3 separate regions of the Homo sapiens genome follow, and regions 2 and 3 are each linked to region 1. The links are chromatin loops, found by intact Hi-C in ENCODE. Cell type or tissue: heart left ventricle. All regions are shown on one strand.

Evidence for each region. Peaks named below come from ENCODE experiments on the same cell type or tissue, not always from the same donor. Only the 100,000 strongest peaks of a DNase experiment are listed, where the experiment ranks them.
Region 2: it touches region 1 in a loop (4-fold over the local background); 1 of 110 quality-filtered maps calls a loop at or near these places.
Region 3: a loop joins it to region 1, with 3 times the contacts of the local background. A loop is called at or near these places in 1 of 110 quality-filtered maps.

What each region holds. Positions count from the first base shown.
Region 1 is chr9:135,406,540-135,409,039 of GRCh38, reverse strand. No RefSeq gene overlaps it. Among named protein-coding and RNA genes, the nearest start is that of PPP1R26-AS1, 64 kb to the left of the region's middle. In heart left ventricle, no CTCF peak of the experiment used is centred here; no DNase peak of the experiment used is centred here; H3K27me3 peaks cover 1,450 bases.
Region 2 is chr9:135,274,272-135,276,771 of GRCh38, reverse strand. No RefSeq gene overlaps it. Among named protein-coding and RNA genes, the nearest start is that of LINC02907, 68 kb to the left of the region's middle. In heart left ventricle, no CTCF peak of the experiment used is centred here; a DNase peak (open chromatin) is centred at 997.
Region 3 is chr9:135,220,014-135,222,513 of GRCh38, reverse strand. No RefSeq gene overlaps it. Among named protein-coding and RNA genes, the nearest start is that of LINC02907, 120 kb to the left of the region's middle. RefSeq lists enhancers at 329-398, 2,059-2,500. In heart left ventricle, no CTCF peak of the experiment used is centred here; DNase peaks (open chromatin) are centred at 493 and 1,183; H3K27me3 peaks cover 2,500 bases.

The DNA of each region.
Region 1 (2,500 bases):
CCCTGGGCCCCTTCACACCTGCTGGCCCACCGCCAGCTTCCTTTGCACCCTTCCCAGGATGTTCTTCTGGCTGGTTTAGGTGGCATAGCACAATGTCTGGGGCTGCAGAGCTGGGCCTTGAATATCAGTTCTATGACTTATCAGCTGTGTGACTTTGACTACGTTGCTCAACCTCTCTGGGTCCCAGTTTCCTCAGATGGAGAATGGTGTAATGAATGAACACCTGTAAAAGTGCTGGTGCCTGTGAACTATCACCCTTCCTCTTCCCTGTGTTGCACAGGACGTACGGGACTCGGCAGTGGTGGTGGAGAAAGCCACCAGACCCAGGCATTCACTCAGCTCAGCTTCTGGTGGCAGACACGGGTGGCACCTACACTCAGTCACCACAACCCCTCTTCCTTGGTAACAAACTTGGGGTGTGAGTGGATCTTCATTCCCAGGGTTAGTGACCCCCAAGCGGATGAATCCAGCGCACCTTGGAGTCTTACCTTCCCAGCTTGGAGCTGGTTTAGGCACGGCATGTGAGGCGGTTCTGCGGGAGGGGTCTGAAGCCAGTTGATAACAGCAGCTTCTAGGGAAGGCTTTCTTGTTTTTCAAAGAGATTCCAGGAAGAGTCTCTCCTTCTTTTGCTGGGCATTGCTGGGTCTGGGTGGGATTCCTGGGGCTGTGGCAGTTGTTTTGTAGCCTTGAGGAGCATCAGCCTGAACCCCAGAATGGCCAGGAGGACAGAGGTGGAAGTGGCCAGGCAGCCAATTGCACTGGCTGGGGCCTTTCATGATTCTCGGAAGCAAATATTCCTTTTGCTTTCAGTGGGGTTTTTTTGCAATGAGTGGGGGTTTTCGCAATGCATTGGAAGGGCCTCTCCCTGACACTGTTCTCCTGCTGGGGCATTGGACACCTTGCTCTATGTGAACTTCTCCTGAGCCACCTGCTCTTAGCCCAGAGGACGAGGTCCAAGCTCCTTCAGTGCTCAGCGCACTCACTTGACTCTGGAGCATCTCAGGATCTCCCCAGCCCACTCCCTGCCATGATGCTCATGGTCTGTAGGATTCTTGCTTTTCTCTCTTAGTGTCCCATCCTCTACTGAACTGCTGGGTGAGGGTGGGTAAGATTTTAAAAATAAAATACATAATCTCTAACTATAAAAGGGAGATGTTTCAACGTGAAGATATTGAAATTAAGAAGTTCTATTCACTGGAGACAAATTCAAAAGAACAAAAAGACAAGCTATGAACTGAGAGAAAGTATTCTCATCATAAATATTAATAATTGACAAAGGATTAGTAGCCTGCATATATAAAGAGCATTTGCAGATCAGTGAGAAAATGACATACAACCCAGTAGCAAATGGCGAAATAAATGAGCAGGCATCTCACATAAGAGAGAAGCTGGATGCCTGATAGCACCCCAGAGGGGCTCAGCCTTGGCAGGGATCAGGAAGCCAAATGAGGAGACCCCACTGTGGGTCTCCAGGTGCAGGGCAACTCCATCTTAGATCCGACAGTCACACTGAGTGATGGATGGGAGTGGAGTCTTTAGGACTTCCTGTTCTGTATGAAGGGTAAATTTGAGCAGTTGCTTTGGAAAAATTTGGGCTCATTTGTAAAGTTCACCTGGGTCTCCAGGTGCAGGGCAACTTCATCTTAGATCCCACAGTCACACTGAGTGATGGATGGGACTGGGGTCTTTAGGACCTCCTGTTATATATGAAGGGTAAATTTGAGCAGTTGTTTTGGAAAAAATTAGGCTCATTTGTAAAGTTCAACATCCACAGGCTCCAAAGCCCAACGTACCCCAGGACACAGATTGTGCAAATGCCAGAGATGCCCCAAAGTACGCCGGTAGAAGGTGGGCAGGTGTATTCACGCTGCAGAGTAGTACACAGCATGGATGTGCTGTGGGCACAGATGCTCTGGAGTTCAAGTCTGTGACAGCAGAAAAGTCAAGCTCCAAATGCAACATACAGCAGGATCAGTAGAAAAACAACTGAAATGAAACAATGTGGGACTTAAGTACACATTTAAATGCAATAAAATGAAAGTCAAAGGAATCCAATAAGCATGGAATTCAGGCTTGTGTTTGCTCTGGGGTGGTGGGGAAGGCAGGAGGATGGGATAGGAGAGAATGCACAGTTAATGCTTTCATTCTTGGGTTTGGGGCATAGGGGTATTCATTTTATTATTATTATTAATTACTATTTGAGACAGGGTCTTGCTCTGTTGCCCAGGATGGAGTACAGTGGTGCAATCACTGCTCACTGTAGCCTTGACCTCCTGGGCTCAAAAGATTCTCCCACTTCAGCCTCCCAACTAGCTGGGACAACAGACGTGCACCACCACTTCTGGCTAATTTTTATTTTTCCATTTTTTTTTGTAGAGATGGGGTCTTGCTATGTTGCCCAGGTTGGTCTTGAACTCCTGGGCTCAAGGGATCCTCCCTCCTTGGCTTCCCAAAGTGTTGGGATTACAGGGCTTGAGCCAGTGTGCCTGGCCCATTTTAT
Region 2 (2,500 bases), 130 kb after region 1:
TTTGAAGCCACCAGGTGTTGGGACCTGTTGCAGCTGCAATGGGAGCAGGAGGAGGGGGATCCGGGGGTCCGGAGTGCACCAGGAGGGGGGGCGTGTCACGTGACATGGAGGGTGGTGGGGCCAGATCCGTGGACCTTGTCAGATGTTTCCGAGCAGCAGGTGGCCTGATACAGATTGAAGGACAGAGGGCTGGTTTGCCGACTACACGTGGCAAGAGTGGAAGCAGGGGGCCAATGGGGCCATGGCTGCACCCAGGAAAAGGGGACGCTGGCGGCCTGGCCCAGGGGCTGTGGTGGGCTGGTGGGTGACGTGTTTTAAAGGCCTAGCTCCGAGGGCACCTTGACCAATTGTCTGTGTGGCAGGAGGTTGGAGGGGTTGGGAGGTTTCTGCAAGGACTCCCAGCCCTTTGATGTGAGCATTCCAGAGATGGGACACTAGAGCATGAAAGAGCAGGACTGAGCGTGGCTATGGGGTTGAAGGAGGATCCACACGGGTTCTGCCTTGTTCTCGTCACTGAGGCACCTGGGGTGTTCTCAGGTGGAGGCCTCTAGGAGGAGCGAGGGGCTGAGGAAGCCCGGGCTGGGGACATTTTTAGATTAGGAAGCCTTTAGCAAATAGGTTGTATTTGAAGAGGCGGGAACAGGTGAGCTGTCCAGGGAGAGAGGATGGCTGAAGGCAGAGCCCTGGAGACTGCCCTTGTTAGGGAGGCCAGGGAGGGACGAGGAGCCAGCCAGGGGACTTAGAAAGGGCCTCTACTGAAATAAGAGAGAAATCCAGAGAGCTGGGACAAGCGCCTTCTGGTCCCCAATACAGCTGTGACGCCAAGTGCCCTCCCTCCAGAGCCGAGACGGTCTCTGGCATGATACATTGTGTTTTCCAGGCGTCACCTGCCAGGACATCTGGCTGGGAGCTGTGTCCTCACCCAGGAGTGGTGCTCCAAGCCAGTTAAGCCAGCAGGTCTGGGCTTTCCATGAAAGTGCTGGAAGTGTGTGTTCTGGCAACGCCGTCGCTGCCAAGTCATGCCTGGGAGAACAAGTCCTGGCACTTCCTCCTCAGGCCTGCAGGAAGGCCACTCGCTGGTCTCACCTCCTGCCAAGCGTAGATGGCAGCTTACACCCTTCACCCACCATGAACAGTGAGAAGCGGCGTTGCCCATGGTGAAGGCTCCCACTCCGGATGGCGTGCCAGGGTCCCCAGGGGACCAGGCTTGCTCTTCTTTCCAGTTCTGAAACCCTCGATTCTCCTGGTTATTTCCTCCATGAGCCTGCAAGTATCTGAGGGCAGGGCCCCGGCCCAGAGGAGGACACAGGGAGGTGGATCCAGGGGACGGAGGAGCAGGAAATGGAGCTACCAGTTTTTTGACCCTTGCTGTGTTCAGGTCACTGATGGCCGTTCCCCTGGACTCTGTCCTGGCAGGCTCAGGACAACCGGAGGACGGGCACACTGCTCTTTCCCCACTCTGCAGATGAGGACATGGAAAGAGGAAAGAGGTGGCTTGGCCAAGCTCACATAGCCAGCCAGTGGTGGAGGTGAGCACAAGTCCCAGGCTGTCCCCTCCAAACCCTGGGTGAGGATCTGTGCAGGCAGACGTGAGGGTAGGTAAGTGCAGGACCCGCAGAGCAGAGGAAAATGAACCAAGACGGCTTTCTGCCAGCGTTCACTCTGTCCAGGTGTGTTAGTCAGGGTTTTCCAGAGAAGTGAGAGAAGCAGAATGGTAGGAGATGTATAAAGGAGATTGACTGATATGGGACTCTGCTCATGTCACTCTGGAGGCTGAGAAGCCCCACCCTAGACTGCCTGCAGGCTGGAGGCCTGGGAAAGCTGGGGTCCAGTTCCAATCCGAGTCCCAAAGCCCCAGAAGCCGAGGAGCCAATGGCATCAGCCCCAGCCCAGGGGCTGTACCAGAGCAGTGTCCCAGACCAGCCAGCAGGCAGGAGGAGAGAGGGCACGTTCCTCCTGCCCCAGCCATTTTGCTCTATTCAGGCCCTTGTAGATTGGATGAGGCCCACCCGTACTGAGTCTACAGGCACAGATGGCCAGCCTCATCTGAAAACACCCCACAGGCACATTCAGAAACCAAGTTTAACCTGGGCACCTTATGGTCAGTCAAACTGATATAAAATTAACCATCACACCAGGGCAGCCGCTAGCCTTGTCCCTGCATAGAGCTTCACAAGCCTTTGTCTGGCTGTGCTAGGTGCTCCAGCCTACAGGCATTAGTAGGCATCTACGTGGACCAACCCCTTTGTTTGTGGGTGTGTATATGGACCAGTTTCTTTGTTTGTGGGTGTGTATATGGACCAGCCCCTTTGTTCATAGGCATGTATATGGACCAGCCCCTTTGTTCATACGCATGTATGTGGACCAGCCCCTTTGTTCATGCCAGTGTACATGGACCAGCCCCTTTGTTCATGCATGTGTATATGGACCAGCCCCTTTTTTCGTAGACATCTATCTGGACCATCCCCTTTGTGGGCGTGTACATGGACCAGTCACTTTG
Region 3 (2,500 bases), 190 kb after region 1:
CGCTAACTTGTTTCCTGTCTCAGGCCAGTGGCCCCCAGGGGCCCAGTACTGTGGCTGGAACCTCGCTCCCTGCAGGAGGCCTGGCCCTGTGGGAGGCAGGGCTACTCAGGTGCACCTTGTGGCGGTAACCTAGGAGACAGCCTGACTCCCAGGCTGCTGTGGAGTGAGGGCTGGAATTCCCCACCACACCTGGCCCTGGAGTGGTCTGGGGCATCTCCCCTGGGAATGCTCACCTCGTGCCCCCAGGAGAGGGGGCAGGATGGGAAGGACTGGGCGAGTCAGCCCCTCTGCCACCCCTGCTGGTGGCTGGTGGCCCCGCATCTGCTCCCTGCGAGCTGCCGGTGCCTCAGGGCTGTCTGTGTCCCACCAAACATTAGGGTCAGCGCTCTCCTGGGGAGGGTCTGGCTTTCTCCTCCAAGCCTAGTTCCAGGGTCAGCCTTGTAAGGCCCAGGGCCGAAGCTCCGGCGTCCCAACTGGGGGAGGGAGAGCACAGCCCAGGGCAGTGCAAGGACAGTCTGACGCCCACAGACTCCCTGGGTTCTGGCTCCAGGGCCCCCCACACATGGAGTGAGACCCGGTCCCAGGAGCCATCAGTGTGTCTGGAGGGAGCAAGGTGCCTCCTCCAAAGTCCTCCCTCGCCTCCCAGGGCAGGAATGCTTGTGTCACACAGGCCGGGTGGGTTTCAAACAACAGGTACAAGAATAGCAATATGTATTGAGGCTTCCTCAGTGCGTTTCCACCTACTGATTCAGTTCTCACACCCACCCCGGGCGGGAGGAGCTATTGTTATTTCCGGGCTCAGAGAGGTCAGGGACGTGGCCCAAGGGGCAACAGCCAACAAGGGGAAGAGCTGGGATTCGAGCCTAGGACACCTGTTTCCAGGGTTTTGACTGTCCACAGCCAGACCCACTGTCCCCACTGGACTTGTGCCAAAGCCAGTAGTGACTGGGCCCCTTCCACAGGGATTTCATTAATCCCCATGGTCACCCTTGGAGGCTGAGTCACAATCTCCACTTGGAGACACACCAAGGGTCTGTAACATGGCTGCAGCCACAGGCACGCCATCTTTGGGCACCTAACATCCGTCCCTCCTCAGCAGGCCTGGCTGTCCTGACAGAGGCCAGATCCTCGCTGGCCTCAAGGCCCGTGCCATCACTGCCCACCACGGCCCTGGCCATTCTCCCACCCTTGTGGTCCCCCAGTGGTCCAGGTGCCCTCCTACTGTGGGCTTCACAGACACCATTCCCACCCCAGCTCACCCGCCGGGGATTGCCCGCTGTGTCCTCTCAGCTCAGCACCTCTTGCAGATTTCAGTTCCAAGGGGCCTTCCTGCACTGCCTTTTGGGGGTGGGCCGCACCCCACACAGGAAGCCCCAGATCTCCCTCCGGTGTGTGGGTGCCTGGAGTGCTTTCCACCACGAGGGTGGGCTCCCGGAAGGCCCAGGGCCATCCTGCTCGAGTTACAGCTCCCACGTCTCTGCCCTGCCTGGTGCCATTCTTCTTCCACGGGAGAATGCATGGAAGCCAGGTGCCAGCTCAGGACGGCACCTCCTCTGCCAGCCCGCGAGAGAGCTGTGCTTTTCGTTTCAGATACAAAGCCAGGTCCAGAGAGGGTCAGAGACTTCCCGGTGGCCTCACAGCTCGTAGAGGCTGAGCCAGGTTGACCCAGGTCCACGAGGTGTTGGACTGGGGCTCCGGACATCACCTTCCAGCTCAGACACCTCGCGTCTGTACCCTGTGGACTGAGCAACCAGGGGAAACAGAGGCAGTAGATCCTCCTCCTTCCTCACTCGCAGCAGGTGACAGGTTTGGGTCCAGTGGTGCTGGATCTGGGCCAGCTGCGGATTTGCTCCCCACCATTCCATCAGTAGCCCATAAGAAGGGCCCATGGAGGCAGCTAAGATCGCCCCCAGCAGCCCTGCTGTCCACCTGCCCTCACCTCCAGCTCCGCCCCCCAGGTGGACCTTCCAGACCCAGGAATGATTCTGGCTGTGGCCTTTAGGATGCCCTGGTCAGAGCATGGGGAACTGGCATCCAATGGCAGACAGGGGCTATCTCAGGACCCTCAGGTGCTGGGATGGTGGCTCCTGAGGGTGGGTCAGAGGGCCTGTGTCTCGGTACTGCCCCCTTCCCCGCAGAGGCTGAAATCTGCAGGGAATCCACCCTGTTTCATGGCTTTTCTGCTCCCATATGCCATGCGCAGAGTGTGGACATCAGTCTGTGGGACCTGGGCTCTCTCCAGTCACTCATGGTGGCAGATGGGGAAAGTCATTCATTCATTCACTCATTCATTCATTCCCGAGGGCCAATTTCACACTTTTCGGGGTGCGGCACCACCTTTTGGGTAAGCGGTGAATGTTCCGTGGATGCCGACTTACCGAGCTTCGGGCTGGTTTTGTTTTCTAAGTTCTAGGTGTGGCAGTGAAAGGAGCCCCTTTCCCATGGTTTTGGGCCTGGATGTCGGGCAGAGAAGAGGAGGGGCGCTGGGGTGCCGCCAGGC